Regions from separate parts of the Homo sapiens genome. Here region 1 is linked to region 2. Evidence: chromatin loops called from intact Hi-C (ENCODE). Cell type or tissue: mammary epithelial cell. All regions are shown on one strand. Links, peaks and the distances in the headings refer to the core of each region. The heading gives the core; the rest is flanking DNA. Region 1 has its middle 150 kb from the start of LINC02508. Region 2 has its middle 52 kb from the start of LINC01060.

Region 1 (16,653 bases), core at 5,570-13,569, 220 kb before region 2:
TTTGGTTGTTCATTGTAAAGAATACAGGACCAGTGAGGTTTATATTATAATACTGAGTCTGCTCTCATTACAAAATGACCTGCTGAGGAACTCTATATGATAATGAGTAACTTTTAACTCTTTAATCTAAGTTTTCTGGGAACCAAAGACCATTCTCTGCTTATAATTTTAGAAGTTCTATATACTTAAGAAGAACTGAGGCACCAGTTAAAAATAATCCAAATGAGAAAAGAAAGAAGGAAAGGAAGGATGGAAGGAAAAAAGACACAAAAGTAAGAAGTGAAATAAAAATAAGATGTTATGAATCATAATTGAGAATTTAAAAAGATATTTCAAATACTTTTCTATTGTTATTTTAAAATAAAAATACAAAAATTTCTTCACCTTTGGAAATATAATTAAGTATAATCTCATAATTACATATGAAATATGTCTTCACATACATCATAGGATAATAAACATAAAAAACTATTGAAAAAGAAATTACACATTTCTCAGATAGCTGTTCTTAGAATATGTAACTCCATGTAAAATTTTATATGACAAGGTGCCAGTAGTACTGTTTTAAATGAAAGGTAAACTTCATATTCTTGTAAAAGAAGAAATATCTCATTATCCTGGTTCTCATTTAAAAAATAAGTAAAAATAAATAAAATAAAGAAGAAATAAAAATAAGCATGTTTGGACCAAGATTTAATTAAGTTCACATAGGCGTGTTCTGAAAGATATCATAGATCAGAATTACAAGTTAAATTATAGAAGTAGATTTTCCAGGTAGAACTAAAGAATAATTTTACCAATTGGCACTTTAGAATATAATGGTCCTAAAGGGACACTAGTGCCTCTGCTCATTTCTATACCACTTCTTTCTGTAAAGCATGATGTGTACTGTTTTCCAAAGTGGCCGAATGATTCTGATTCTCTTCAGCAATGTCTGAGAATGGTGGTTGTTTTACTTCCTCATCGGTATTTGAGGTTTGTCAACCTTAAAAGGTTTAAGCTTTCTACATGTGTGGTGGTGACTCCTGGTGGTTTTAATGTACATTTCCCTAATGATTAATGATACCGTACATCTTTTCTTGTGTTTATTAGCCATTTATACACGTTTCTTAGTGAAGTGTCAAACATTTTCCCCATTTCCTCTTTTTTTTTTTTGAAACAGAATCCTGCTCTGTCACCCAGGCTGGAGTGCGGTGGTGTGACCTGGGCTCACTGCAACCTCCCCCTCCTGGGTTCAAGCGATTTCCCTGCTCAGCCTCCTGAGTAGTTGGGACCACAGGCGTGTGCCACCATGCCCGGCTAATTTTTTTTTTTTTATTTGAGTAGACACAGGGTTTCACCATGTTGGCCAGGATGGTCTCTATCTCCTGACCTCGTGATCCGCCTGCCTTGGGCTCTCAAAGTGCTGGGATTACAGGCGTGAGCCACCGCACCCGACCCATTTTCCTTATTTCTTAATTGAGTTGATTACTTTCTTCTAATCAAGATACATTATGTTTCTGGATACAGACCTTCATCAGATACCTGCTGTGCAAGTTTCTTTGAACTAGGGGTGGCTTACCTTTCCTTTTCTTAAAAGTCATTTAAAATTTTTTCCCATTTTTACTAATTCAATTTATCAATTTTCTGTTATAATTTGTTCTTTTTGTGTCCTATCTAAGAAATGATTACCAAATCAAGGTCATGTTTTCTTCTAGGAATTATTGAACTTTAGCTCATAAATTTAATAATCCATGTAAATTTAATTTTTTAAATGGTATAAAATAAGGGTTGAAATGAATTCTTTTTCATATAAATAACCCAATGTCCTTGCATCATTTTTTGAAAAGACTATTCTTTCCTGTTAATTACCTGGCAACATCTTGAAAAATAACTACGTATAAGTCTGTTTCTGACATCTCTATTCTGTTCCTTTATTCTACATTTTATCTTTATAGAAATACCACACTGTTGTGAACGCAGAACTTTATGGTGAGCCTTGAAGTGTTCTCAGCCCTGTGATTAGCTCTGTCTTTAGTGAGTCTATGCCTCTGGGAAGCCACAATGCTTCTCATCTTCTGCCCTCCTCTTCTTTTTTTTTTTTTTCAAGTCAGAGTCTTGCTCTGTCACTCAGGCTGGAGTGCAGTGGCACCATCTCAGCTCACCGCAAACTCCACCTCCCGGGTTCATGCCATTCTCCTGCCTCAGCCTCCTGAGTAGCTGGGATTACAGGTGCCCAGGACCACGCCGAGCTAATTTTTGTATTTTTAGTAGAGATGGAATGTCACCATGTTGGCTATGCTGATCTCGAACTCGTGACCTCGTGATCTGCCAGCCTCAGCCTCCCAAAGTGCTGGGATTACAGGAGTGAGCCACAGCACCCGGCCACCCTCCCCTTCTTCTTAAGTGGAACAGAAAAGCTTGAGCAGCTGGGGTTGGGACTCTCCCCTTGCCCACCTCACTTAGGCTCTAAGAAAATCCCAGCAGGTTTGGCTCTGTTAGTTTCTCTTGAGGGGAAATCTTTTCCAAAACTGAATGTTCTGCCCTGTTTCCTATTTCAACCTGGGGTTCCTTTTCCCCACCCCCTGCTGGAAGTACAAGGGGATTTTTCCCTAATCTTCAATATCAGGTCCTGGTGAAACTCCTGGAGATACAAGATGTAAATGTACGGCTGCTTCTCTATGACTGGGTCCTCCTGGGGGTTCTAATTCTCACACTTGTCCACGTCTACCTTACAGAAATTTGTCAATTCCAGTTCAGATTCCACCACTGATTCCCAAAGAGTTCTTGCTCTTGACTTTCTGCTCTGGCACACTGTGATTCCTGTATCGGCCTTTCTGTCTCTCCAATATAGGGGCAGTCCTTTTCCCCGTGGCTTCACTTCTCTAATGAATCTGAGAAAAGTTCATTTTTCAGTTTAGCTTTTTAGCAATTGTTAGGACAAAGTGTCCTCTTTTTTAGTGCTTAATACTCTCTTTCTAAACTTATAAAATAAAAATAGAACAGAATAATCTGTAGAGGCAATAGATAGCAACAGTCGTTGGAAGTGGCCTCTCGGATCCCTACATTTGTCTCTGTGTATCCAAAGAGCTGCAGCGCTGGCATAAGTGGTGTTAACCTGAGCACCATTTAAATATCTGGAACAGCAAAGGGGTATGGTGGAGATGACTTCGTGTAACTCAGGTTGAATAAAAGATTCATCTTGGGATGAGCAAATTGGCACTTGGGTCCCTCAGGGCAGAAGCCACGAAATAGTTGAGACACATTATTCTGGGGACATGGCGATATTTACACGGAGACAAAACTTGGAGTAGAAGTAGCACTCGGGCATCGCGGTGAGGTCAACCGGTGCAGGAATGTGGAGTACAGGTAGCATTCCGGCATCGTGGTGAGGTCAACCGGTACAGGAACGTGGAGTACAGGTAGCATTCCAGCATCGTGGTGAGGTCAACCGGTGTAGGAACGTGGAGTACAGGTAGCATTCGGGCATCGCGGTGAGGTCAACTGGTGCAGGAACACGGAGTAGAAGTAGCATTCGGGCATCGCGGTGAGGTCAACAGGTACAGGAACGTGGAGTAGAGGTAGAATTCGGGCATCGCGGTGAGGTCAACCGGTGCAGGAACGTGGAGTAGAATTAGCACTTGGGCATCGCGGTGAGGTCAACCGGTGCAGGAACGTGGAGTAGAATTAGCACTTGGGCATCACGGTGAGGTCAACCGGTGTAGGAACGTGGAGTAGAGGCAGCATTTGGGCATCACAGTGAGGTCAACTGGTGCGGGAACGTGGAGTAGAAGTAGCATTCGGGCATCGCAGGAGGTCAACCGGTGCAGGAACTTGCAGTGGTCGCCCTTCTTGCACAGCCCCCAGAGCCGGTGCTTACACACCACCATCATCTTCCCTTGGTCATGCCAGAAGGGGCAGTTTCCGTTTCTCACAGAGCCCTTTAGTGAACAAGTTGCACACAGCTGAGCCCGACTTGTCCTTGCCCTGGAAAGACAGGAGCCCAGTGCCCTTCTGCATCTCATTGTCTGTTTCAAAAGGACACTTTGTCCTAACTTGTTGTCTAAGGTGTTATCTCAGCTTATTGTCTCATGACTGAGAAAATTAAGGAGCATGGGTGAAAATGAAAATGGTGAGGTTGGAGTGAAAGTGTAATGAACAAAAAATGAAAGCTCTCTGCAGGGGAGCGGGGAGCCAAGTGGTTTTCCGTTTTTACAGTTGAATCCCAAAAGTTTGTATAAGAAACTCCTCTCAGTTCTGTAGCTGTTTGCGTAACTTTTCTTCATCTGAAAAGCTGTCTGCTCAACTCCCTCCCCCTTGTCTGTGTAGCTGTGGGTATGACTCTAGGCAAGCACAAAGCACCGCTTCTCTTGTTTGTAAAACTGTGGGTTTGTTTTAGGGAAGCCCCCTCCTCCCTGTGCAAGTTCCCACCGAGCCCACTGCATACATGTCTGAAAAGAAGGGGAAACTTTTCCCTGGGAGCTGGTTAATCACACGAAGAACAAAAGGCTTCTGTGCCGGACCTTGCGTGCTTGTCTGTGCAGGTGCATCCTGAGTTTTCCCCAGGCTGCTCTATTTTTGCCTGTAGCTGCGATTTTTCAGGCAGGCTGCCTCTCCGAGGACCAGCCTTAACTGTTTACCTAACTGATTTTTCCTTTTCTTCTCCCTCATTACTTTCAAACTTCTTATACAGAACCAGAAGTCTCAATTTTCTTTTTAAAGAGGCTAAAAATTAAGAACAGGGTGTTTTATATTTACTCACACTTTTCCCATTTTGGTGCTCTTTATTCCTTTGCATAGGTAAAAATGTCAGGCTGGGCTTGGTGGCTCGCGTGTGTAATCCCAGCACTTTGGGAGGCCGAGGCGGGCTGATCACGAGGTCAGGAGATCAAGACCATCCTGGCCAACATGGTGAAACGCTGTCTCTACTAAAAATACAAAAAATTAGCTGGGCGTGGTGGCAGGCGCCTGTAGTCCTAGCTTCTAGGGTGGCTGAGGCAGGAGAATCGCTTGAACCTCAGAGGAAGAGGTTGCAGTGAGCTGAGACCCCGCCACTGCACTCCAGCCTGGGTGACAAAGAGATACTTAGTCTCAAAAAAAAAAAAAAAAAGAAAGAAAGAAAGAAAGTCAGCCTGTTATCATTCCTTTTGCAAGAGGAATCAATTTTGACATCATTTGTTGTGCCTATGTTTGATAAAACTCTTTTTGTTGACCAGGAAAAATCTTATTTCACCTTCATTTTTGAAAGATATTTTCACTGAGTATAGAATTCATAGCTAACATTTTCTAGCACATTAAAGAGGCCATGCAATTTACTTCTGGTTGATGTGATCTCTAGTAATAATTTTCTGCCACATTTATTTTTATTTCTCTGTATATAATGTGTTTTTTTCCTGGTTTATTTTAAAATTATCTATATTATTGGTTTTCAGATATTTTGTGTTTATGTGCTCAATTTGTTTTTATTTAAACAAATAAATTTGCAAAATTGGGGGTATACATTTTTAAATATTTTTCTCCCTTGAAATTATCTATTAGAACTCCAATTGCAAATGTGTTAGACCACTAAATATTGTCTTAAAACTGAATGAAAGATTGTTCTTTTCTGTTCAACCTGGTTTTCTTTGCATTCTGTGCTTCATTTTGAATAATTTTGATTGGTAGGCTTTCAAGTTTGCTAATCTTTTAGATGCTTTTTCTATAATCGAATGTAATTGTCCTTTTTGACATGTTTTTTATTTCTCGAAGTTCCATTCCAGTCTTTTTATATCTTTTATTTTCTCCATATTATGTTTATCTTCATTTACTTCACTGAGCATAACCATAAGATTTATAATAATCTTTTGAAATCCTTTTTTACTAATTTGATCATCTTTGTTATTTCTGCATATGTTTCTGTGGGTTTATTTTTCTCCCGGTTATGAGCCAAATGTTGTTAGTTTGCATGCCTGGTAATTTTTTACTGGGTGGTAGACATTGTGAATTTTATGTTATTTGTGCTATTTTTTTTTACATTTTTTAAAGAGTTTTGGATTTTGTTTAGTCACACAGGTAAGAACCTTATGGGTTAGTTTTATCCTACTTTATCCTATTGAGCTTTGTTAGGTTGGGTCTAGAACATCTGTATTCTTGTGCTAGTTTAGCACAATTAACTAATTTAACCCTTCTACTAAGGGATGTGTCCTTTCTGGATTCTACACTAACCCCATATATTAAGAAGTCCCTACATTCTGGCAGATAGGACATGAAGTATTCCTAATGCAGTTGCCGTAGAATTATTTTGCCTACTGCTTTCTTTCCCCAGTCTCATGGAATTTCCTCTCATCTCTATTTTGCAACAAAACAAAACAAACAAGCAAAACTGGAAGAGTCTCTTCTGAAGATCTTGAAAGTTCTCCCGGTATGTATCTTATTCTACCAAAGTACTTTACCTTTCAACTTCTGGATACCTCAGCCTCCTGAAATCCTGAAGCTGTTCAATCCACTGCTGTGGTTACCTCAGCCTCCTGAAATCCTGAAGCTGTTCAATCCACTGCTGGGCTTTAGTTCAGGTTCCCTTCACTTTGCTATAGAAAATTCCTCCAGACATAAATCTTATCTCATTTGTTTTCTTCCCCCATCAGGTGTTTTAGTCTTGTGCTGTTTGTCACCTAAAACTGTTGCTTCATATCTTTTTTTCCAGGTTTCTAGTCATTTACTCTCAGAAAGCAATTTCTGTAGCTGTTAATTCTTCATGGGCAGAAGTGGAAATCTCCACAGTGTGTCCAACTTATTTCAGTATAATCTTATTTAATGCATTTGCTTTGATGTTTTCTGATGTGTTTGATTTGTTTTCCTCTAAATTCTGCTTAAAAGTCTTTTCAGGAGGTGGTAGTGTTGAGCCGAAAATGCAGAGCATACAACTGAGATTCAAAATAGTATTGGGAAACAGCTACCTATGGGTCCACTTCAGTCACTTGACAACATTGTCCTCATTTTTCTAATCTGCAGAATAAGGATATTCATATCCATCTTGTAGGTTTGCTATATGGAATATAAGACATATTTTAAGTACCTAGGGAACAAATTTAATAAGCTTAATATAGAAAAAAGAGATATTGTGTATCAGAAGATTGTTAGAGAAAGTATTATGGTAAGCCACTAATTATTTTCAATATATACTAACTTAAAAAACCTACTTTATATATAAACACAAATTCCCAGAAGCAAAACCCTTATACTCTAGATTAGGCCAATGCAATTGACTGGACATTATAATCTTTTTGCAATTGTATCAGCGAAGAAAGCTGTTTGAACAATCATCATGATGTAACAGCTGATTTTGCTTATAAAACACATTTAGTGTTTCTTTCTCTCTCCCTCTCTCTCCTCTTTACCTGTTGAGGGTGAAAAGACAAAATTATTGAACGTGCATCAGGGCATTGTTAATATAAGTGGATGTGTTACCAAACCTGATTTGCAGTGTATTTATTATTGTAATGTTATAACTAAGTACTATATAAATTGATGCGAAATGCATGTGAACAGTTGTATTTAAGACTAGATTAAGTGCTTTGTAAAGACTTTAAAGGTGAAGCAAACATATCTGTGATCAAATTTTTGTTGGCCAGATTGAAGAATTAGTGGGTAGGAGGTGTCGATAAGGAATCATAAAAAGTGTGAAGAAATTTGTTCTTCACCCAAATTCCTATGTTTTTAGTTCTCATTAAACAATATTTTGGATAATACATTAGCTATGATTTGTGCCATAAAATAACACAGAACTCTTCTCAGCAGGTCCAGAGTCAGAAGAAAATCCATGACCTTAAAGTAAAAACGAAAAAAAAAAAATTTCAATCATGTTAAAATTTTCATGTTAGTCGTCTTTTTTTTTTTTTTTTTTTTTTTTGAGACGGAGTCTCGCTCTGTCGCCCAGGCTGGAGTGCGGTGGTGCGATCCCGGCTCACTGCAAGCTCCGCCTCCCGGGTTCCTGCCATTCTCCTCCCTCAGCCTCCCGAGTAGCTGGGACTACAGGCACCTGCCACCACCCCGGCTAATTTTTTGTATTTTTAGTAGAGACGGGGTTTCACCGTGTTAGCCAGGATGGTCTCGATCTCCTGACCTCGTGATCCACCTCCCTCGGCCTCCCAAAGTGCTGGGATTACAGGCGTGAGCCACCGTGCCTGGCCAGTTGTCTTTTTTTAACAGAATTTACAGCTTATTCTAATGGCATCATACAGATGTTTTATATTATTATATAAATGAAACTTTCAACAAATTTCTCTACCCTTACTCTACTTCTCACCCACTTCCTTGTCTTTTTTTCTTGTACAGGTCTACCTCCCTAATCTTCAGTCCCGTTTGAGGGGAACAACTCTTTTACTCAGTTTTCAGCTTTCATGGAATTTTACACTTAAAATTATTCCAATAGTGGTAAGTAAATGGTAGCTGCTTTTAAAGCATCAGACTCTTATGAAAAAAAAAATTATAAACTCCCAATGGCCAATCCAAGTACAAGTTCTCGGAGTGAGAGGCGTCACAATGAATAAGCACACAGGGGCTCTCAAATGTTAACGCATATTGCTGCTATTACCAAGCACTCAGGAGGTTATTTATTTCTTCCATATTGACCATTTCTGATGCTCTAAGCATTGAAATAAATGCTAAAGATACCAAGTGATACATACTCCAGAAAGGATTTAAACAAACATATCAATAATTTTGGTAGTATGAGTTCTGTGATTACCAATTATATAGATTGGTAGGTGAGCTCACTGTAAGGACCCTTGACTCATTTTGATGGGTATTCAAGGAAGATTTCCTAGAAGAATTAACATGTAATATTTTTTTGAGGAACAAATTACATAAAGATATGAGCCCTTAGGTGCAGAGGTTTGGAAACTGATCCAAGACAAGACAGAGAGGGGACGGGGAGAACACGTGTAACACTCAAGGAGTGAAAAGTAGTTGAGTGAAATTGTGTCATAGACTACCAAACTGGCATGGGAGGTTAGACCATGAATCACATGACCTGGTGTTTTAAAATTACCCTCAAAGTAAAAATCTAAAACTTCTGGTAAGAAAATGAGAACATACATTTTTTTGTGTTTGACAAAGATCATTTTATTCATTAATTACTGTCTATGAAATTAAGGTGTGTGAATCCTGAATATCTGAGGCAGGTCTCAGTGAATTTAGAAAGTTTATTTTGCCAATGTTCAGGACAAGCCCATTAACAGAGAGAAAGGCCCGAGGGGGTCAGAGCACATTTTGTTTATACATTTTAGGGAGATCTGAGACATCAGTTAACATGTATAAGATGAGCACTGGTTTGGTCTGGAAGGGCAGGACAACTAGAAGCAAAGGTGGGAGGACTCCAAGTGGGGAGGAGGCTTCTGGGTCATAGGTGGATAAGAGACAAATGGCTGCGTTCTTCTGAGTTTCTGATGCGCCTCCCCAAAGAGGGCAGTCAAGTATGCATTGATGTAGTGAGCAGGGGGGCTGACTTTGAACAGAATGGGAGGCAGGTTGGCCCAGCTTGACTTTGCCTTTAGCTTAGTGGTTCAGGGGCCCTAAGATTTACTTTCCTTCCACAGGTGTTACAATGATGTTATAATACCTCATGCCAGTTTTGATTGTCCTGATTATACTTTTTAAATATTCGTATGTGTATGTGTTTATAAGGAAGGCATGAAAGATACCTCGCACTGTGGCCCTCCTGAAAAGCACCTCCCCTCCACCCAATTTATAGATAATTCAAAGGAAATTCTTTTTTACCATATATATATATGCACATATATATACCATATATATATATTTCACATATATATACCGTATATATATATACGGTATACATATATATTTTACATATATATGGGAAAAAATTAGGAACCAAGAAAAAAACATGAATTACTTGTTTAGTTCATGTATTTATCCAACAAATATTATTTATTATTTGAGTGTCTACTATGTGTAGACACTACAACAGGCACTAGGTATTTAGCAATGACCGAAACCAAAAATTCACTTTTACATAGAAAACAATCTATTTATACACAGGAAAAAGATTCAATAGACTTTTCACAGATGAAAAATGCAAACTAAAAGTTTTAGTATATCATAGCTTAATATATCACAGAACTTTTACTTCAATTCACATTTCTTAACATCTTGTGAGACCATAACTGCACTTTATTCTGAAAAACCTCTTCCAGGACGTTCATATACCACAGAGCCTTGGAAGATACAGGTCCCATTACCTTACAGAGAGAAGAGCAGGTTTGTTTAGTCTTGAAAAATAGAGCTCCTCCTTCTGAAGCAGAGCAGGAATGTTGAATGCCCGCGATGAGAAGAGGAGATTCCCACAGCTTCGTTTGTGCTGTACCACAGTCTACTTGGCAGGCAAGTGTCACCTGGCTCTCTTCACAATGCCCTGTGTTTAGGCTTCTGGGACCCAGAGTCAAGTGACTGGCTATTGCTTCCAGTAATAAACTATTCTTTGTCTCTGACCCAGAACCTCCTGCTGTCTTGAAACAGTCATGAAAATGGAACAGGCTAAACAGCTAGCTTGTAAAGAGAGTGAACTCTCAGACAGTCACAATTATTGATAACAAGTATCTCTTTATCTGTAGTTCAAAATGAATTTCACCTGGGTGACAAGTCCAAAAGCATCAAAAGGTGATAAAGCAATGATTTTAGGTTCTTGGAATTTATATCAAGAAAATTATAAAACCACATTGAGAGACAGAAATAATATCTGAATAAATGAAAAAACATACTAATAAATAATAATAAAACTATAGTAATAGAGGAAGGTTCAAGATTATAAAGATGTGTTGTGCTCAAATTAACATTTTACCTAATTGCATATCAACTACAATTCTAATAAGCTATTCTATTTTATGGAATTCCTACTGGGAAATCAGAACTTGAGGGAGCAAGGGCGGAATAAGGGTGAACAGTGACACACCAATTTTTACACTTTCTAAATTTAACTTTACATGGAAAATGTTTTTACATATTACATATATTGCTTTATTAACTTTAAAAATAAGTAAAATGATTAGGAGTTGTTTAACACTCTTACAAATAATGAAAATGACTAAGAAACTATAATGTATTATTCTTGGCAATGAAGTTAGAATCCACTATAAATTATACAATAAGGCTTTCTTCTTCACTTTAAAAATGTTAGTAAAAATAGTTTACGTTTTTTTTCATGACCATGAACTTTGATAGACAGAAAACACATATAAAGTTCATGTCAATGGTTATGATTACATAAGACATCAAAATGTTAAACTCAGTGACTAGGTTATTTCTTTTGCGATGTCATCAGATAAATTTAGTACATGAGATGGCACATTTTCTGTTTTCTATTTTATGACACATTTTCTACGTTTCTATATTTTTTGTTTCCTATTTTATGTCATGCATTTTCTATTCATAAGAGAAAAGATGACAGTTTATTCTGCGTCTTACAAAAGAAGAGCAAAATGTTTCTTGTCATCTTTATTCATTTTTTAAAGAAGAGACAGCATGTGCATTAGGCTTGTCAATGAGCTTTTTGATGCTCTGTTCTCTATTTATGAGTCTCTGACCTTCTGACAACTTTGATTACCATAAAATAAAATCCAGCAGAATACAATGGTAAAACCATTTAAGCATTTTAAAGTTCTTGCTAAATTTCCTATATTCAAAGATTTCAAAATTCTAAGATGCCCAGAAGATCTAATTTTTAACTTTTAATTCCATTGTTATATTCAGCTTTAGAAGTCTGAGGTCGTATATTTATGTAGCATTTATATATATATATATATTTATATATTTTATATAATATATTATGTATATGGATATCTATATCTCTATATATTCATATATATACATATTATATATAATTAAATAAATATATATATTCAATTTTGAATTTTGATAAAGTTCACTGAAAATATCAAGGTATCAATTTCTCTTTGGTTTTGCATTTATCTTTTATCATATTCCATTTTATAAACTTTAATTTGCCATTGAAAATACATATGCACTTAAACCCAAAAATAGATATTCGACTTGAGTCAATATAACCTATGCATCTGATTCGAGCCTTAGGTCAGAACATTTGCGGAGCATGATCCGGGCAAGGGCAGCTGTTTTTAGAGATGCAGAGCTCTCACCCAATCTTCTCTTCTAAACTCTGTGCATCATTTTAAGTGCAGAGAAAATGGAGACAACTAGTGACCTCAGAAACCTACTAAAATCGTATATATCTCAAAGAGGAGAGAGCTATATTTATATATATATAAATTGACATATATCATATATGTATATCTAATATAACACATTTGGAGAAAAATCTTAAAGTGATTTAATAATAGCATGCAAATTTCCTGGAATTATCTTTCATCAAATTAGAATTAGAATTTCATGAAATGTACAATTGAACTATGACATACCTATGGAATTATTTAATCTCAAGTCTTACTTTCTAGTTACTTACTGAGGTTAGACTTTTTCTCATTTTTTTCTTCTATTCTAGCCTAATCTTATTTTCACCTGTCTTTCTTTTTCTCTTTTAACTATGACTTAATTCATCAAAATTGGTTTTACTCTTTTAGCAATTTACTTCTTCCCTTTCTTTGAACTCTATTTCACTTTAACCATGCCTCAAAGCTAGTGAATGAAATAATTTAATCAAAACTTTTATTTAGAATGTAATATTTTGACACATTTTTAATCAGTTTAAAAAATAAGCTATAAATACTCTTGGATCCTTTAGTAAATTGCCAAGTCTCTATCTTCATTAGCTTATAATTTCTATTTCTCCTAAACCATAATGGTTATTTTGTACATGAGAGTAAATTTTCATATATTTTCAATCAGGTTACACTTAGGGAATTACCCTACTTTCTGGAATTTGGACCAAGCTTTGTTTTGATTCTGAGTGTTATTTCAGCATAAATCAAATCCAAGCAACTTGACCAAATCATCGTATACATTCAGTTAAAAGGAAAAACAAACTTATAAAATACAACCCAAATCACAGTTTGTCTTAAGTTGACATTATTGACTGAATGTAATTTCTGGATTATTTAACTATTTTGATTTCTTCCTCAGATATTTTGCACATAGGAAAAAATACGTAGGTGTTAAAAACTGAAATGGATTTTTAAAAATTATCAGGAAGTCTTTTCCTATGTCTCAAATACAGGTGTTCCACAAAAGTTTGTTTCCATGATTAAAGATAAAAGTCATAATGCCTTCCAGAATTAACTTCTTTGAAAATAAATCTCTGGTTATATTTATGTAGAGTGAATTTGTTTATTTAAAAATATATCTTGTCTCCTAAAGTAAAATTATAATTAGTAAGAAAATTTGTATTAGAAATATTAATTCTGTATATAAATACACCAACAAGTAAACACAGACCGAAATTATACAGTGTAATAGAAATTTTTAATCTGGACTGACCCTATTTATCCCTCAGATGGTTGATAAGTTGAACATTAAGCTGTAGCTTAATATTTAGTTAAGATTCACCAGAAACTATCGCTGCTCTATATTCTTATTTTATTTAATTTCTATAAAATATTTTAATTTTTTGGTTTCATTTCTAAGAAATAAGCTTATAAGTAAATTCTGCTTCAATTTTTTTTTAAAAAAAGCTTAAAGCAGTGTGGTTCATACTGCAGATTACATACAGCCTGTAAGTTGCCCATGAACAAACATTGGTAAGTTGGGATCAGCATTAGAATAGAATAGAATAGAAGAATAGAATAGAATAGAATAGAATAGAATAGAATAGAATAGAATAGAATAGAATAGAATAGAATAGAATAGAATAGAATAGACAAAAGGAAATATTAAAGTATCTGCCAAAGTAGTATTGTCTTGTGACTCTTTTACTGAAAGTATACATTTCTGCACTTACATTTCAAGATGTAGTTATGTCTCTTTCAGAAGATTGTGGTCAAAAACCTTGAAAGCCACTGCTTGAGAGAGCAAAGTGGCTAAGGCTAAAAAAAACAGTGTGATCAGGAAAGCATCTGTTGATGGTAGGCAGAGGTGACAAGCTAAGCCTCTGGCGAGGGACTGTTATTATCTACAAACATTCATAAGAGGTCTTAAGCAGAAGAATCTCTGCAACTCCAATAGGCCAAACCTCAACCATTCTAATACATCTCAGCAGAATTCTGACCTCTCTCTGGTATTTCAACTTCTCAGTTTAAGAAACACAACAATTTGGTTGGTCTGAGAAATGATACTGAGAAACATTTTTATGGGATTCTGTTTCAGTCTTCTCTGTAACGTGGATTTCTCTTTTTGCTTTCACTTGTTGAGCAAGAAAATAGTAACTGCTTCACTCTCTGTTTCCTGCTTAGTAGAAGCAGACCTTAGGATCCCATTAAAACAACTTCCCATCATTGCCCTTGTGAACTTTTCATTTCTACTTTTAGGACCATCCGTTTTCCAATAACATGGTCTCAGATAATACAGATGGAAAATTGCTATGTCACCTTCATTCCTTACATCCAATTGTGTAGCATGCTGTTTAGTTAACTGCAAATGAAGGATTATCTGGCTGTGACCTGTACAAGTACAACTTTTAGTCATTTAATTATTTCACTTGTGATCATGGAAAGACTAAGGTGGCCCTTCTGAAAAATGAGGCTGGATTTGTTGATGTTTGGATGAGGTGAGGCTCTCGGGCAGTGAGGTGGTAAGAAGTTTTCCCAGTGCTCTCGCTGCTGATGGGAAGATGACAGGAAGTTCTTAGCAAAGAAAGTAAGTGGCAACCCCGTCTTCATAATCCCCATGCATGGCCCCACAGGCGGTTCTGTAACCGGGTACCCACATTTTTCTAAGAGATAGTTTTTAAACATTATTTTCTCTTTTTTTCTCCTTTCCACCTTTTCCCTGTTTCTTAGCCCTTTGGAAATGTAAACACAACCTTTCACGGCCACCCCCCGCAGACATTTCCTGCAGAGCAAGTTTAACTCTGTGCTCCAAGAGGGATCTCTCCTGGAGAGTTGACAGTCTATTAATTTGCAGACCAAAGCACGGCCCCCGCAGCCTCGGAACTTTCATCCACCAAGAGGGCATGTGAAAAGCAAGTCCACTTGGCCACTTTGACAACTTATTTCTGCCCAGGAAGGCACCAACTCAATTGCCTGGTACGTAAGGCACCAAGCTAGCAAGGGGGACCCTGCTCTTGCTCACTTCCTCCACTACCTTATAAAAGTACCACTTTCTGCTCCAAAGGTGAAGTGGCATATTTAAAGGCAGGACGCTGTGCCCCTTCCTCAGGCAGGCTTCGGAATAAGCTCACTTGCTTCGTACCCAAACTTCGCTCTTGTTAGTTGGGCTGCGCATGCGGCGAGCAAGTAACCCACATTGCAGTTGCAGTTCCCTCAATGCCCTGTGAAAACGTCATATTGAGTCCAGGCCCCATTCTGACTCCTCAAGAGAATAAACCACTGTGAGTAGCTGGTCTGGGTGCCCGACGAGTCTCTTGCCTTATGCCTTTCTGCTCGCATTTTTCTTGGCTCTATTTTTCCCAGCACTGCTTTTTCCAGGTATGATCATCACTGCACAAATCATTTTACTTACATGGATGACAATTTAAATTTTAGCCAACTGCCTTCTCAACCTTTTTCAGCTGCACAGGCCATTCATATCCATGTGTCACCAACATGACAACTTTCTGCTGCTGGGAGCTCAGGATCCTGAAACTCAGTCCCCTAGTTTGGGGATGCTCAACTCTCTCGGGATAGCTTCTTACCCTGGATCCCTTCATTATAAACCATCCACTATTGTTTACCCTTAAAAACAGGTTCTCAGCTGGGCACGGTGGCTCACGCCTGTAATACCTGCCCTTTGGGAGGCCACGGTGGGTGAATCAGGGGTAAAGAGATCAAGACCATGCTGGCCAACATGGTGAAACCCCATCTCTACTAAAAATAAAAAATGAGCTGGGCCTGGTGGCGCACACCTGTAGTCCCAGCTACTCGGGAGGCTGAGGCAGGAGAATTGCTTGAACCCAGGAGGCAGAGGTTGCAGTGAGCTGAGATGGGGCCATTGCACTCCAGCCTGGGCAACAGAGGAGACTCCATCTCAAAAAAAAAAAAAACCAACAAACAAAAAAACAAAAACAAAAACAAAAAACAGATTCTCAAAGGCAGACATTAGACATTAGTAGCTTATTAGCTCTAAATGTAGTTCTGACTAATTCAAACCTTCCTTTGCATATCCATGAGTACACAAATCATTCTATATTTTAACTTCCTCTCTTGGCCTCTATTTTGTAAATAAAATCACTCACCTCCATGAAAAGATCAAACAAAGAGCCATAGACATAGAGGTTACGCACTGCACCAGGTTGAATAGAAAAATAATTTAATCAAAATATGTTTGTTCTCTGTTGTCTGCCAGGATCTAATCGTTTGAGACAGCACTCTTCCAGGTGAGAGGGGCCACTGTCTTTATTTCAAAAATAAGACAAGTCTGATATTTCACACACATCTTTCATTTTGAGAATCCAATATCACTCTGTCAAAACCACTAATGGAATGTCATAATAATCTTTTTAAAGTAAAAAATTCAGGCAGAAAAAAAGAATCGAATGATTTCAGAATGCCTCTTGATTTTCACACAAATATGGCATGTGTGAGTCATAAAATAATATTGAACCTAAAGTATGTT
Region 2 (16,653 bases), core at 5,249-13,248:
TTCAGCTATAAAAGAAGTAAATTGGCCACTTCACCCATGAAATTTGTCTGGGAATCTTTATCTGCTCTACCCGCAAAGGCTCTGCTTCCGCCTTGTCTCTCTCTCCCTCTCCCTCCCTCCCTCCCTCCCTCTCTCTCTCTCTCTCTCTCTCTCTCTCTCACCCCACTCCACCAAAGCAGAAGGGAAATACAGACAGTCGGATGAGATGCATAGAAGATCATCCTGTCAAATAAAGGCAATTTTCAGCGATGGAAAAAGGAATATTTTTATGATCATTATTGTAGGTATGTTTTTGTATCGTATTCAAAAGCGTATCTTGGCTACAATAATTAATGTAACATCATTAGGAAAAGAAAACCTCAACATGCCTCCTCTTCCTTTCTTTACTCACAGAATAATGGAATAAAAATGTCTGTGAATAAACTCATTCTTTTGCCAATGATAAGAAAGCATTTTCTTAAGAAAAATTAGAATCCTCTATTTTCCATTCCTGCTAATTATTTGAATTTAACTCTTGGGTCTGCTATCTAAACAAGTCTACTAGGATGTACTGAAGACAAATATAAGGATTTAACAAAAAATATCATTAGTTAATCTAATTCCAAAGAGCAGAACTTTCTTGGAGAAATTAACAGTGAAAGGAATATTCTATCAAAGGTATTTTTAATTTTAAAATGCTGAAGTCAAAAGACTGATTATCTCATAAAAGGAAATAAAGAATCATCAGTAGCTTTACTGACTGCTTTTTCTTAAGTTTTATTATTGTTTCAAAGAACTTTTTTACACGTTATCAGAATTTGAGAGAAAATATTGATTTATTATCTTGACCCATTCAAGCTAAAAATATATTACTGAAACTATTTTAATCAAATGTTTGCAAATTATATATTGCTTGAATTTTCAAAAGACATTCGCTTTAATAAATATTGATTTTTAACAAAAACATTTTATTTCTTGAAAGTTGACAGATACTTTTCGTTTCTTTTCTTAAAGACAATTAAATACAACAAGCTTTGTGGAAAGAAAACATTGGCAAAATTCAGTTAACTATAAATATAGCCAACCTCCTGAAAGGAATATTATGAAGACTAACAAAGTCAGAAACAAGCAAATGCACAGTGGTTATTATTCCAGTCCAAATTATGATTACAATTGTGTACAATTTCCTAGTCAAAACCAATTTCTTATTTGTTCCCAATTCCGGATAGAAACCTTAAAGTAAATTACAAGTATGAGCTAAGTTTTCTTTGCCAGTAGTGTTTGGCAAACAATCGCCTTGTGATCACTGTAGATGATCAATTTAATTAGATGTCAGAATCAATGAACCACAGGCGAGTGAGGTGAATTGCAACCATGAAGTCTAACCCTTTTTCCAAGGCAAAGATACACTGAATTTGAGGTGTTTATTGTTTTAGCTTTCCATGATTTAAGACTATCATCAGAAGGCATAGCCTTCTCTCTTTAGAATCTACAGTTCTGCAGTGCCTACAAATTGTAAATGACATGTGAAGCTTTCACAAATTTGCTCTGAGTTATTAGGTATATAATCCAAGCCCATGTGGAACTTTCCCTTATGGAACTCCTCAGGGCTGAGCGCTCCCCACATATTTGCCAGCATGACTGAACTGGGGTTGTACAGAGAAGTGAGGGCCTAGAAATGTAATGGATGGACTTTAGCCACAACCTGTCTGATATGAGCACACAATTCCAGAGTCGGTAAGTCAGGCTGATTAATGGAAGTGAGCAGCTCAGAATAAGTGGCAGTTCAAAGACAATAAATCTCGCAGTGTAGCCAAGCTCTAGCCCATTCTTTTTTTTTCATGGAGTCTCTCGCTCTGTTACCCAGGCTGGAGTGCAGTGGCGCGATCTTGGCTCACTGCAACTTTTCGCCTCCCGGGTTCAAGTGATTCTCCTGCCTCAGCCTCCCGGGTAGCTGGGACTACAGATGCACACCACCATGCCCGGCTAATTTTTTGTATTTTTAGTAAAGACAGCATTTCGCCTTGTTAGCCAGGATGGTCTCCATCTCCTGACCTCGTGATCCACCCGCCTCGGCCTCCCAAAGTGTCAGCATTACAGGTGTGAGCCACCGCGCCTGGCCTTAGCCCACTCTTTTGAAGATGACAGGGAAGCAAATATGTGGCACAGTGAAGACTGTGAGAAATAGAACTGTCTCAGACAAGTGTGCATACTCCAAATACAAGTACAGAAAACATCCAAGACTACTAACAGAAATCAGGAAAAATATCAAATCAGAACATGGAACACTGCAACTTCTCATTTTAGAAAAAGACAATGTAGTTATTTGAAGTAAAAACACTTCCAAATTTTCAATGTATTGTTTTAAAACATGAATGCACTGAAGACAAATATAAGGATTTAACAAAAAATCTCAATCTGATTCCAGAGAGCTGAACTTTCTTGGAGAAATTAACAATTGAAAGAATATTCTATCAAAGATATGTCTAATTTTAAAATGCTGAAGCCCAAAGACAGATTATATCCTAAAATGAAATGAGCTATACTTCTTTTTGTCTTGAGGGAGGAAAAGTTTTTCAGAGATGAGAATCTTTTCTGAAAAATTACTATGTGTAATGTTCAAATAGCACACACACATGCATACCTGCTAACTGCTTTTTTGTTGATCTTGGCTTCTCCAAATGCTATGATGATATAATAATCCATATGGGGAAAGAGGATCTTCAGTTTCTTTACATTCTGAACTGGGATTGATAGATTTCATTTGGCTTCCCCAACACTGATACTGGGAGATGCAAACTTTCAGCGGAAGTGATCTGGTTGAAGGGGCAGAATGCAACACTCAGCACTAGCTGAAACACGTTAACCGTGTACAAGGCCAGAAGCCTGGGGATATTGGAAAGCAGGAAGACCGGAAGTTCGGACTTTGCCAAGCCTGTGGCCCTCTCCCTCTCTTCCCAGACAATGATGTATCCTGTGATTACTGGGAGTCATAGATGGGAGGTTGGTAGGGTCTCCCCTCAGACACAGAGAATAAAGAGTAAGAATAAATGAGTTAATTCTCTTTTAAGAATCTATTTTTTTTTTCTTTCTTAAGAACCAGAACAGCTGGAAAATATTTAAGCAGGGCTTAGTCAGCCCTGAAAAATCTTTTCTCAGTGTCCTAGGGAAGTTTTATCAGAGCAAACGTATGAAAGCAGCACGGAATTGCAGAGTATATAATCCTAGAATATCCTGGCAAACTTTAACATCTACACAGATGATAAAAATGGTCACTACTTATAGAGCACTTCTTATCTACCAGGAACATTAAGTGCACTGTATCATTTAATCCTTTCAACAACTCTTGGAGATAGGATCCCTGTCCCAGAAATAAAGAAGTAAAGTGAGTTTCCTACTTTCCCAAGATTATACAGCTGGTGAGACGTGAGGCCTACATTTAGGATCAGAGCAGCTGATTTCAAAGAATGTGTGAAGGGATGCTTACGTGGGGGAAGACATGCTCGGGTCGGAAACATCTCCAACCTAAAGCACTTGGAACTAACATTTTAAAATCAAGCCAGAGAAAAATTAATTCTGTACTTATTTTTTACATTTTAATTTAATTTTAATTTTGTGTTATTATTATTTCTGTACTACTACTCTCCTTCACCTTTAAAACAATTAGAAGACAGAGAAATAGGCAAACAAAGAAGAGAAAAAAGCGAATATGTTGCTGGTCTGACTGAAGTCCAGATCCTAGGGCTGCAGGCAGTGTTCTAACATGGCAGAAGCAGGTGCCATCAGACTCAATGATGCCAACGTACCCTCCAGGAAGGAGTGATCATTGCAAAAGGCAGATTGCAGGCTATTCTGTGAGCAAGCAGTTGGGGTTTGTGACCAAAACAATTTACATTTGAATTACCCACACTAAACAAAATGAGTACAAATGGGGGGAGAAGGGAACATGATATAAGGTTAATAACCTCAACTCTAGATGTCCTCAAAAGATAGGTGGAACAGATAGAATGAAGGTGACAGCAGGGAGGATAGTGGTGGTGGCTAACACCTCAGGAACTCTTGGTTTTAGAATCAGATTTCATTAATTGAAAGCAATAAAATGGGGCAGTAAAACAAACGCTTCGGGAAGAAAGAAACCCGTATTGGGTAAAGCTCAAAGTCCTAGTGATGCCAAGATATTGAGTTAATTAGGTTAGGAAAAAAGTATTCATGAATAAGGTAATTGAACACTACAACTTTGTAGCCTTTTTTTTTCTTTGAGAGTATCTGATCTACAGTGTATCATTTGCAAAATCTCATATCAACCAGTGGAAATGAAACGGTAGAGTTCCCTGACCCCCCTCACAGGACATGCGACAGGGGTGTGGCTCGTATGTTCTGCCACTGCACACTCAAACCCCTTATGGGAGGGGGGCACACAGGCAGGTGCAGGAGCCAGGCTGAGTGTGTTTTGGGCTCTGGCCCCATGGTAGCATCTAAGGGTGGGTGCCTGCAACTCCCAAAGCCCAAGTGGACGTGTGTTACAGTGCACTCTTTTAGCTTTGCTGTTTGCAGATGGCTTAAGTGTTAACCAGCTCAGTGCCCTCTCAGTACCCAGGTCCTTGTCCAGAATCCAGGAAGAATCAGATTTCACACAGACTTGAAGGATGAATGCGGGGGTTTTATTGAGTGGTGGAGGTGGCTTTCAGTGGGATGGATGGGGAGCTGGAAGGTGGATGGAGTGGGAAGATGATCTTCCCCTGGAGTTTGGCCATCCAGCAGCCAATCTCCTCTCCAACCATCCCTAGCTGAACTCCTCTCGATGTTCAGATGTTCCTTCTCTTCTCTCTGCCACACCATTCTGCTATTCTTCTACTCTTCTGTTTGTTACTTCCTTGCCTGCTTCTGGAGCCTGGGGATTGGGGTTTATATGGGTACAGGATAGTGGGGCATGGCAGGTGAAAAGGCAACTTTTGGGCAGGAAAACAGGAATGCCTGTTGCCACTTAGAGCCATGGGCTTCCAGGCTTGAAGGCAGAGCCTTTGTCAGGGCACCATCATCTTCTACCCAGTATTTCCCTGTCTCCTGTCTGTATCAGAAATATAAATTTTTGTTCTGTATTAATTCAATGGGGGAAAAGACAGTTAAATCTTCCAATCTTACAGTTGAATGTTAACATTTAATTTTGCTACTAAAATAAATGATTAATATCACTACCCTGAAATTTGATAAATTTTAATATTATATCTCTGCACTCACACAGACAGTTACAAGTAATAACAATACTAAAAAAAAAAAAGAAAAAAAACTTCTAGAAAGAGAATGGAGGAAATGGGAAACTCTTATATAAAGTTTTATTTAAACTATCCCTGATTGAAATGTTGGTTAAATGTGGTAGTGTAAGCACAAATGTTATCTGCTCTGCCTTAAGAAAATCAACTAAGGCCGGGCGTGGTGGCTCACGCCTGTAATCCCAACACTTTGGGAGGCCGAGGCGGACAGATCACCTGAGGTCAGGAGTTCGAGACCAGCCCGGCCAAGATGGTGAAACCCCGTCTCTACTAAAAATACAAAAATTAGCCAGGCATGGTGGCGGGTGCCTGTAGTCCCAGCTGCTCAGGAGGCTGAGGCGGGAGAATCACTTGAACCCAGGAGGTGGAGGTTGCAGTGAGCTGAGATCGCACCATTGCACTCCAGCCTGGGGGACAGAGCAAGACTCTGTCTCAAAAAAAAAAGAAAGAAGAAAGAAAATCAACTACGAGGACAGCAAAATAAATTAAAACATCCTTAAGCCCACTAGGACAAAAGAATGGGAGTAGTATTAGAATATAAAAAGTTTAATATTTCTTTGACATTTAACAGACTAGTAGGCATTGATTTAGTACAATAAAGAAAGCCACAACCTACGAAGAAAACAAATGTGATTCACTCAGAGAATCTCAGAAAGTTTCCTAGCTAGGAGTCAGCAAATAAGCAACCATGGGGGACTGGGTGAGGCTTAAATTCAGAAATAAAGTGATTACGTGTGTTCTAATTGCAGGCACACAAGACCGTTCCCGTGGCTCCCAGAAGGCTGCGGTCAGACGTTATCTCCAAGGAGGAAATTCTCCTTTAGACACTGGGGTCAGGTGATGCCCAACAACAAAGGTCCGCTCTGTTAAGGGGACCACTGGCCAATACGCCATCCCATACGGACTCCCAATCATCTCCCAGTGCATCACACTTAGTCATGAATGCAGAGCCAAGGACCACTGGCCAATACACCCACTCCCTACGGACTCCCAGTCATCTCCCAGTGCATCACACTTAGTCATGAATGCAGAGCCAAGGACCACTGGCCAATACACCCACTCCCTACGGACTCCCAGTCATCTCCCAGTGCATCACACTTAGTCATGAATGCAGAGACAAGGACCACTGGCCAATACGCCCACTCCCTACGGACTCCCAGTCATCTCCCAGTGCATCACACTTAGTCATGAATGCAGAGGCAAGGACCACTGGCCAATACGCCCACTCCCTACGGACTCCCAGTCATCTCCCAGTGCATCACACTTAGTCATGAATGCAGAGGCAAGGATCAGGAGGCACTGGGGACAGAGTTTTCATGTGAGTGGAACAAAATCAGTCTGACAGATTAAAGGAAACACAAAAGAAGAGAGAGAGTGCAGAAACAGAAAAAGTTATATTCGGAACCCTATTTCTAAGTATCTTTGAAGATACAAGACCTACAGCAAGAAAAAGATAGCAAGGAGAAGCAGCTCTTTCGTAATGCATATATAGGTGGTAAAATTATAAACACAGCTAAGACATGATGACACTAAAGGCAGAAAAGTGTTTGACTCCTGGGGGTACTGGGGTAGGGGCATGAGGAAGAGTGTGGTGACTGGAGAGGGACACCTGGGAGACTGCTAGGTTTTGGTAAGACTTTATTTCTTTACCTGTGTGGTTGTTGCATATTATATGGCTTTATAACCACTTGTTAAATATACATTTACATTTTGCACATCTTTCTATATGTATGCTGTATGTCTCTTTCTCTCACACACACACACAGTGATAAAGGGCAAAAATGGAGAAATTGAAAGGGCTCTTGGAAAATACAACTCTGACAATACCCCACCCTCCTTCCAAAAAAAGAAAAGATTGAAAGTGGAAGATGGAAAGTCGAGGTGGGAAATGAGGAAGCGTATTTGCAGATGATATAAAGAAAACATTCTCCCAAAATCATCCACAGAACTTGAAATAGAAAGGAAAAGTCTACTTTTAATGAAAACAGGAGTGAGGTGAAATGCCAAACCTCAACACAGAGAAAAAGCCTGCCAGCCCAGGGCAAACTGAGCAGGGCTGCTTGTGGGGAGGAGCAGAGTACTGACACTGAGGCCGCGGACACCATAAAGCCCAATGTGAGAGGCCCGTCCTAGAGGGCTCGCCACAGTGGCACTGGAGGCACGGGCTGCTACTAATTTCCCCCGGTCCCGGGTCACAGTCTAGAAACAGAGGTAGAGTTAGACGTGGGCCACCAAACCCACCACAGCCAGATGACAGGCTGGGGCAGAGCAATGGCCGCTGGATACCAAATATGACTGTGAGGCTCTACCTTGTCCTAGCCAGGGACCTGGCCCTCCATGAAATGCTTCCCTCTACCTACAGGAAAGAGACGGTTCAGGAGAAACAAAACATAGTCCAAAATGAGGAATCAGAATTAATTATAAATGCCTTAAAATAATGCAAAATAAGCAGAGTTACACAAGCAGAAAATGCATGCCCGATCCAGAAAGTGCATCCGAAACTGTAAAATGTGGCCACTGAGAAGCTGCACCAAATATTTTACCACTATTAACAACAGGCAGGCGCAGTGGCTCACGCCTGTAATCCCAGCACTTTGGGAGGGCGAGGCGGCTGGATCATTTGAGGTCAGGAGTTCGAGACCACCCGGGCCAACATGGTGAAAACCCATCTCTACTAAAAATACAAAAATTAGCTGGGCGGTGGTGGCGCTCGCCTGTAATCCCAGCTACCTGGGAGGCAGAGGCGGGAGAGTTGCTTGAGCCTCAGAGGCAGAGGTTGCTGTAAGCTGAGATCACGTCACTGCACTCCAGTCTGGGTGACAGAGAGAGACCCTGTCTCAAAAAAAACACGAAAAACAAAAAACAAACAAAAAAAAACAACAAAAAACAACAACAACAAAAGAATGCAAAATAATGAAACAATCGCCACGCTGAGCCAGAGGCAAATGGCCAACCACCAGACCACAGGCAGGCTATGACGGGCTAGTCGCCCTCTGCCATCCTGCTAAGGCACTGCAGTCATGTGAGCAAGCCTGGGCGAGATTAGCCAGAGCCAGCCCAGACCATGGGAACTCTTCAGCAGATCCTTAGGTTAACAAACTGTTGCTGTTTGAAGTGACTAAATTTGGGGATAATTTCCTAATCAACAGAAGCTAACAGACACACTTGGAAATTACAGATTTGAAATAGATGTGGAATGTCTCCCTCATCACCTATGTTCCATTGCCCTTGGAACAGGGGGGCTGTGAATCAATATGTGGCTTGTAGCTTTGTGTCTAGAAATAGCATAAAAAATTGTTGGGAAATCAAGGCGGTGGCTTCTGATTATCCATGTGGCCCGCAAGCACCCTGACTCTTGTTTGTGGCAGCCACATAGGCCCTGGATAGGTGAAAGGGCAAAGGGAGCTGTGGGTGCCCCAGGACACCAGCTGTGTCTCCCGGCCTGTATCCTCCTTTAAAGCCCAGTAAATGTAGCATCAGATTAAAGCTGTCTGTGTCTTGCAAGTCTGATGGCCAGCTTGAATCTGTAATCACAAGGGCAGTGTGTAGCAGTATTCAATACTGAAAGAGCTGAGACCTGTGAAATTTTGCACCAAGAAAGTGCAACCCGGAAATTTTATACCAACTATTATTTCAATCAAGTATAAACGCAATACAAACTGATTTTTGAATGTTCAAAGATATGGGAACATTGTTTATATGGAACTGCTTGGAAAATCTAGCAAACAACAATCATCAGTGAACCAAATGTTGATAGGGTATGAAAAGTTGCAGCCAGGGCCTGGTGACGAGCATGGAACCTGCCTGATGGTAGGAGAACTCAGTGAAAGAGACAAGAACGGGAACAGAATGTCAGCACTACAAATGTTAAAACCATCGCTGTGATCTGACTACCACGGAGTGTTTTGTGTGGCATCACTGATTTTCTTCTCTTTAAAACACAGGGCAGAAAAAGCATAGAAGTAAGAAAAAGTAGCAGAAAAGAAAAAATAAGCGTGTGATTCACAATGAAGATATGCCAGTTATGAATTCTAGAGATTAAATAACAGAGCATCAATGTTCTTAAAACAAAAAGTAGGCCGGGCGCGGTGGCTCACGCCTGTAATCCCAGAACTTTGGGAGGCCGAGGTGGGCGGATCACGAGATCAGGAGATCAAGACCATGCTGGCTAACATGGTGAAAGCCCGTCTCTACTAAAAATAAAAAAAATTAGCCAGGCATGGTGGCGGGCGCCTGTAGTCCCAGCTACTCCGGAGGCTGAGGCAGGAAATGGCATGAACCTGGGAGGCAGAGCTCGCAGTGAGCCAGGATCGCGCCACTGCACTCCAGCCTGCGCGACACAGCAAGATTCCGTCTCAAAAAAAAAAAAAAAAAAAAAAAAAAAAGTAGAGCATGCATAAGGAAAGACACAGACACAGGAGCACAGCAGGGAAAATTACATCACCTCTATCAGGCTGTGACTGCTGAAGAGAGCAATAGTAAGTCATGATGTAAAAATGTAAATCACATAGTTTTCTCTAATTGACAGATAACAAACTTGGCACCTTAAAAATATAGAATGCTTTTTTTTTTGATTCCACAGATCATAAAAAAGACTATATTTCAGACCACAAAACTTCAGTAATTTCTAAAAAGCATTTTTAATTATTTGATTAAGATGCAGTGAAATTAAATAAACAATAAAACTCCAAAACACTAAAAAACATACAGTTTTTGGAAGTTTTCTTATATCATTAAGGGCCAAAGAGAAAAACGTTGAAGAATATTTGTAAAAGAACTGACCACATATGACAACATCTGTATGACCCAGGTAGATCTGCACTCAGAAGAAATTCTAGAGCCTTAAATCATCATATTAATAAAAACAAGAAAAAACTTTAATATATCAACAAAATATAGACAAAATATATAAAATAGACAGAAAATTAAGGCAGAACTTACTGACTAAAGCAAAATGGTAGTAGTAGTAGTATTTTTTAATTTAAGAGCTGTATCTTTAGCGAAGAATTTAATATGTAAACTACCTTATTCAAGAAAAAAAGAGAATGATAGTACATTAAGCAAGAAATAAGTAAAGGTCAATCACAGATAGAGACCCCTGCAATAGACCACTAAGACTACTTAATTTCATGCAAAGATCGAACAGAGGCTTTGCCTAATCTCCAGGCCGTGGGAGTCTCAACCTGAGAGAGGAAGGAGTCTCTTCTCCTGGACCTGATAGTCCAGGGGAATCTGTGGGTTGAAGGTTCTGTTCACATGTTCCTATCTCACATCTCAGAGCCCTTCTTTCCATTGAGTGCCCTCACTTTGTGTAGGACCCCTTTTAGGGCTGAGAATTTAGCCTATAGTGAGTTAAATCATGGTCTCCAAAAAGATATATCCATGTCCCAGTCCCCCAAAACTATGCCTGTGACCTTATTTAGGAAAATGTTATTTGCAGATATAATTAAGTACCTCAAGATGAGATCATCTTGGGTTATCCAGGTGGGCCCAACATTCAGTGACATACAGAAGAGAAGACACACAGAAGAAAAGACAGAGAGTATAAGTCCATGTGAATATCCAGGCAGAGATGAGTGTTGCAATCAAGAGTCCAAAGAAGAGAAGACAAGCGTATGTTCCAAGCACACTTACCCAGTTTCTTGTTCTAGGCAATTCTGTGTTGAGCTCCTCTGGGGCAGAACAAAAGAGTATTGAAAGTATTGTTGTCTCTGTGGACCAAAGCCTGTACTGACCACAAAACAAAGCCCTTCTTGGATTCACCCTCAGCCCACACTCAATCATGTGGGTACATGGCAAGAAGAGACATGAAAAGATAAAATGAAAGAAAAGGGGCCTCTTTGTCTCAAATCCCAGAGAGCTGAAATCATGGCCTTCCTTCCGGATCAGGCTGAATGGTGGCCCCCAGGGAGATGAGTCCGTGTCTTATTCCAGGAACCTCTAATTGAGACCTTATTTGGAAAAAGAGTCATCAAAGATATAATTAAGGCTTTGAAATGAGATCATCTTGGATTATCTGGATGGGCCTTAAATCCTTTGAAGACACACAGGAAAGAATGATGTGGTCAGTTTTAACATGTAGATTGTATTTTAATTCAAGTATAGTGAGGCTGTGAAAGGAATATAAAAATCTCAGGACCCCAAACTCACTATGCCAAAGGGAAAAGTGAAGCTCAGTAACTGCATCATGCAAAAACTGCCTTCCATTTTGTTCCTAAGTAGATAGCTGCAAAGACAGAAGGCCACATGTCTCCCCCGGTGGCCTCCTTCACAAATTGCTCACAAGGAAATTCCTCGTGGGCCCCAAGAGCTTTACCCTAAAACAGAACGCTGTTCTATTTCACCTTGACAATGTAAACTAACAGCTTATCTTCACCGGTACCTTGACAAAGACAGGCCTAGAGGGCATCCCTTGGCTCACCTGAGAGGAATGCATATTTGAGCACCTCCTCTATGTTTACTTTATCTTATGCAAAAATGCAGACGCACTGAGCACTATGCATAATTCACTGTTTCGCTACCCACTCCTTTCACATGTAAAATGTAGATTCAGTAAGTGCTAATCAAAGCCTCCAAAGACTAACCACTTTCCTGTTTTGTCTACCTTCTCTCTCTTTTTTTTATCCTCTTTCTTCATCTGCCCTCCCTTTTCCCTTTAAATCAGGAGTGTCCAATCTTTTGGCTTCCCTGGGCCACATTGGAAGTATTGTCTTGGGCCACACATAAAATACACTAACACTAACAAAGCTGATGAGCTAAAAACCAAACACACAAACCAAAAAATGGCAAAAAATAAAATCCCATCATTTTAAGTAAGTTTAGTAATTTGCTAATTTGTGTTGGGCCTCATTCAAAGCCATCCTGGGCTGCATGTGGCCCTTGGGCTGTGGGTTGGACTAACTTGCTTTAAATATTGAAGTCCTCAAACCCTGTTTGCATGGCCACACTGGTGATCTACCTTGCTTTATATATGAAGTTAAGTTTGTAAGTATTAGTGAATATGCCTAATAATTTGATTTATTTGTAGCATTTGCATCTAGAGAATGCTTTAAGTCTCAGTTTGTTAGCCAATGGTGTAGTCACTAACTGTATTTTTAAAATAAAAAATGCTGTTGGTAAATCGTGACTACTGACCTGGCACTAAAAATGTTTAAACTTACATATTTTTGTCCCAGGAAAATGGTGATACTTTTCTAATTATGGAACAGAGACATGTGTATCCATTTCCTGCTTGTTATAAAGACCTACAGAATGCTGGCAATAGATTGAAACTATCTTCAGGAACTCTTACTACTATTACTACATAAGTCCATGCCATTGGGTCTAGAACTGACCAGCGACTCCTATTCCAAGTGGAGGTTTCCCTGCAGTCACATCCCTATCCTGTCTTACAGCTCTCTGTTAAATGCCAATCTTTTTCTTTTGCAGGGAAGAGCGTGATTAAAGAGCTCTTGTCTCCATATTGGAAACTGGCCCTGATCACTGTGGCAGCACACTGAAGTATGTGATAAATAATTTATGAACCTCGGAGGTCTGCTGTGGGGAGATATTCACCTTTGCTCCATCCGTGCACCACACATCATGCGTCAGCGCCAACACGGGCACATGCAGTTCTGCCTCAAGGTGGGTAAAGCTACACGTTCAACAAACCCGTGAGTAGAAGTGCACCAGGGGAGCTCTGCTGCCGCAACGAGACCACTTCTGGTAATTTGGGAGCAAACTGCTTTGACCAGGAACGTTGGGAGATTATACATAGAAAAGAGGTGTTGGAATTCCTTTTTATAAATGATAAATATTACCACAAAAGGATAAAAATGGAAGATGGTTTTGAATGTCGGCAAAACTGCCCGAGAACTTTAATTAGGACAATGTCGCCACAACGACTGCTTTCAAAACCATAACTTTCAGAATGCTCTGGGCACCACATGTGCCACATGAGACTTGTTAAGGCAATTTCCATTGTAACAAACAGCCTCAAAAAAAATAAAATAAAATAAGTTGCACATGCATCAAATTTGCTTTTAAAATTATACAGGATTTAAAAGAATTTTATGGCCAGATATATTGAGCAGAGCAAAAACTTTTAACAGAATACAGAGAATAAACAGAAACTATTTATTTATACATTATTCACAAATATTCCAAGTTCTTGTTTATATCATTTGCCTTTCATCAAAAGATAAAATAATAACACAGTGTTAACAGAAAAACTTCAGTAGAATTAAACTTTTGGGTTTTTTGAGACGGGTTTTGCTTTTGTTGCCCAGGCTGGAGTGTAGTGGCACGATATCTGCTCACTGCAACCTCCACCTCCCGGATTCAAGCGATTCTCCTGCCTCAGCCTCCCAAGTAGCTGGGATTACAGGCACGCACCACCACGCCTGGCTAATTTTTGTATTTTTAGTAGAGATGGAGTTTCACCATGTTGGTCAGGCTGGTCTCGAACTCCTGACCTCAGGTGATCTGCCCTCCTCAGACTCCCAAAGTGCTGGGATTACAGGCGTGAGCCACCGCACCCGGCCAGCTGAATTAAATTTAAAGGAGTTTACTTGAGCAATGAATGATGCGTGAATCAGCTCCCAGAATCGCAGCAGATTCAGAGAGACTCCAGCACAGCCACATCGTGGAAGAAAATTTGTAGACAAAAAAAGGAAAAAGATGTACAGAAATCGGAAGTGAGTTACACAAACAACTGGACTGGTTACAAGTTTGCCTTACTCGAACACAGTTTGAACACGCAGCAGTGTGTGAGTGGCTGAAGTATGGCTGCTGGACTGGCGATTGTTCCACGTACATACTCCTAAATTAGGTTTTCAATCTTGTTGTCCTATTAAGTTAGGTTATGGTTCCTCTACAAGGACTCAAGTATAGAAGTATAGAGTCCTTCCCAGGCCATATTTAGTTCGCTTTAACAATAGATAATTCTTTTTTACAATTTGAAGTGGCTGTGTTCTTAAATTATGAACTATTCCTTACATTTCTTTATATTAGAAATTCCTAGCCTTTAAAGTAACAAACAATACCTTTAATTTATTTTCATTAGTGCTTTCTGGCCAACAATACTGTAGTATTTATTAGAAACTCATAAATTAATTTCATCATAAAGAATTATTTGATAATGCTTACTCGATACAATGTGATTTTACATATAACTACACATTAAAATTGTAAGTGCCTTAACATATATAATATTATAAAAACATAGTTATTAAGAAATGTCCAAAAGCACATTGAAAAATGTGGGGCATTTATGATTTTTTTTCAAAGTAAGATTCACTTCCATAATTGTAAGAAAATCAGGCATGTCTATTTAGGTATTTGCTTATGATGTGAGCAAACCTTTATTGTGACAATCATGGGATAAGTAAAAAGAAGTAAGACACAAATCATCTTAAAGGTGTTCTATATATATATGTGTGTGTGTGTGTGTGTGTGTGTGTATATATATATATATATATTTTTTTTTAAGACAAAATCTCGCTCTGTCACCCAGGCTGGAGTGCAGTGGCGCGATCTCGGCTTACTGCAACCTCCTGGTGAGCTTTTCTCCTGCCTCAACCTCTCGAGTAGCTGGGACTACAGGCACCCGCTACCACGCCGGGTAATTTTTTGTATTTTTAGTAGAGACGGGGTTTCATCGTGTTAACCAGGATGGTCTTGAACTCCTGACCTCGTGATCCACCCACCTCAGCCTCCCAAAGTGCTGGGATTACAGGTGTGAGCCACTGCGCCCAGCCCTGTGCACAATACATTAACAGACAGATTGTAAATAATATTATAAAGTGATAAGATGACAAAACAAAACTACAGATAAAATTCTACAGGAGCAGCCAGTAGAGAGTGATTGATCCTAACTGAAGTTTAGGAGAGACTTTATTGTAAAAACATCACTTTAGGGAGCTTTTGACAAGTCAGTCGAGCTTCATACACAGAGAAACTGGGGAAAGGGGAGGGAATAGCATAGAGATGAAAAATAAGGCGTGTTTTAGTTACTACAAATATAGAATTTGAGTTAATGCATACTGTAAAATTTGCACACTACCTACCTAATGTACACAAGTAGCCGTAACTGAATAAAAGGGCTAAAGAAAGAAATAGTGGTAAAATAAAAGTATTAACTTATGTCAACAGTGGGTTTTTTTTTCCTATTTTATTTGTTTATTCCTGGATGGATTTAGTGGATTCCTCTCTATGTCCTTTTACTCTAACCACATCGATGCATACCTGACTGATTTGTAAATGCTAGCATGTACATTTTCTGCACGAGGGCTTTCTCTGACTCTGAAACCTCCTTGGCTACTTTTTCTAGGCCTGAAATGCTGGAAAGTGATCACTCATAGGTACAGCCACGACCAATGGCTGATGGAAATTGGTGTGTAAATATTACAATTACCTTGGCCCACGGGTGGGATTACTCAGGTACACATTTTACCCTGGCTTCTCGGTTTCCGCAGTAGGATTAAGCTCCAGTTGTCCACAGTGATAACGCCCTTGAAAATAAAGCCTTTTTTGTCATTATTTTCTTCCCTATCTCACTTCCTATTCTTTTCGGATCATCTACAAAATAAACCCCTCGCACTTGAATGGCTATTTTGGTCTGGGTCCCAAATTGAAATGTACATTGGGATAAAAGTACATGAAATAAAATTAAATTACACAAGCAAGAAATAAATTTTATTTATTGTAAGCCAGTGAAACTTTGAGGTTGTTTGCTGGGAAGAATAACAGGATCTGCAATGACTAAACAATAATCTATTAGAGAAAAGAAGTCAACTACAAAATTGGAATAAAAAGCATTGTGTTATAAATAACAAAGAAGGCACTTGAAAAACAGTTGCTTCTTTTACTGTCTGAATTCACCATGGAACACGGGTTGGGCCAAAATGTGGAGATTTGGAAAAGAAAGGAGAATAATACAGGTTGTTCAGCAGAAAAACAACACAACCAAATTTTGGATGAGTGTGTTGAGAGAAAATTAAAAGGAAGTGAATCTGTATAAAGATGAGGTCAATTTCTTAATTGAACCCACCACTAAAATCTGCTTATCCACTGAATCTTCTGTCTCATTAAACATAACCACTATTCTCTCAGTCACCGAAACACAATGTGCGCCATTTGCTTCTCCCATCCCTTCCGGCCTCTCAGAGCCACTCCCCACCCCTACTCAATGGATTTGCTTCTCCCATCCCTTCACTCAGGCCTCACTCCGGCCTCTCAGAGCCACTCCCCACCCCTACTCAATGGATTTGCTTCTCCCATCCCTTCACTCAGGCCTCACTCCGGCCTCTCAGAGCCACTCCCCACCCCTACTCAATGGATTTGCTTCTCCCATCCCTTCACTCAGGCCTCGCTCCGGCCTCTCAGAGCCACTCCCCACCCCTACTCAATGGATTTGCTTCTCCCA

Evidence for each region. A loop is a pair of places that touch in the nucleus more often than their neighbours do. Peaks named below come from ENCODE experiments on the same cell type or tissue, not always from the same donor. Only the 100,000 strongest peaks of a DNase experiment are listed, where the experiment ranks them.
Region 1: a loop joins it to region 2, with 2.7 times the contacts of the local background. A loop is called at or near these places in 2 of 110 quality-filtered maps.

Annotation. Positions count from the first base shown.
Region 1 is chr4:188,618,288-188,634,940 of GRCh38, reverse strand. No RefSeq gene overlaps it. Among named protein-coding and RNA genes, the nearest start is that of LINC02508, 150 kb to the left of the region's middle. In mammary epithelial cell, for the core only: no CTCF peak of the experiment used is centred there; no DNase peak of the experiment used is centred there.
Region 2 is chr4:188,395,064-188,411,716 of GRCh38, reverse strand. No RefSeq gene overlaps it. Among named protein-coding and RNA genes, the nearest start is that of LINC01060, 52 kb to the left of the region's middle. RefSeq lists enhancers at 5,667-6,866, 11,394-12,145. In mammary epithelial cell, for the core only: a CTCF peak has its summit at 8,248; DNase peaks (open chromatin) are centred at 6,392, 10,966 and 11,746; H3K27ac peaks cover 5,366 bases.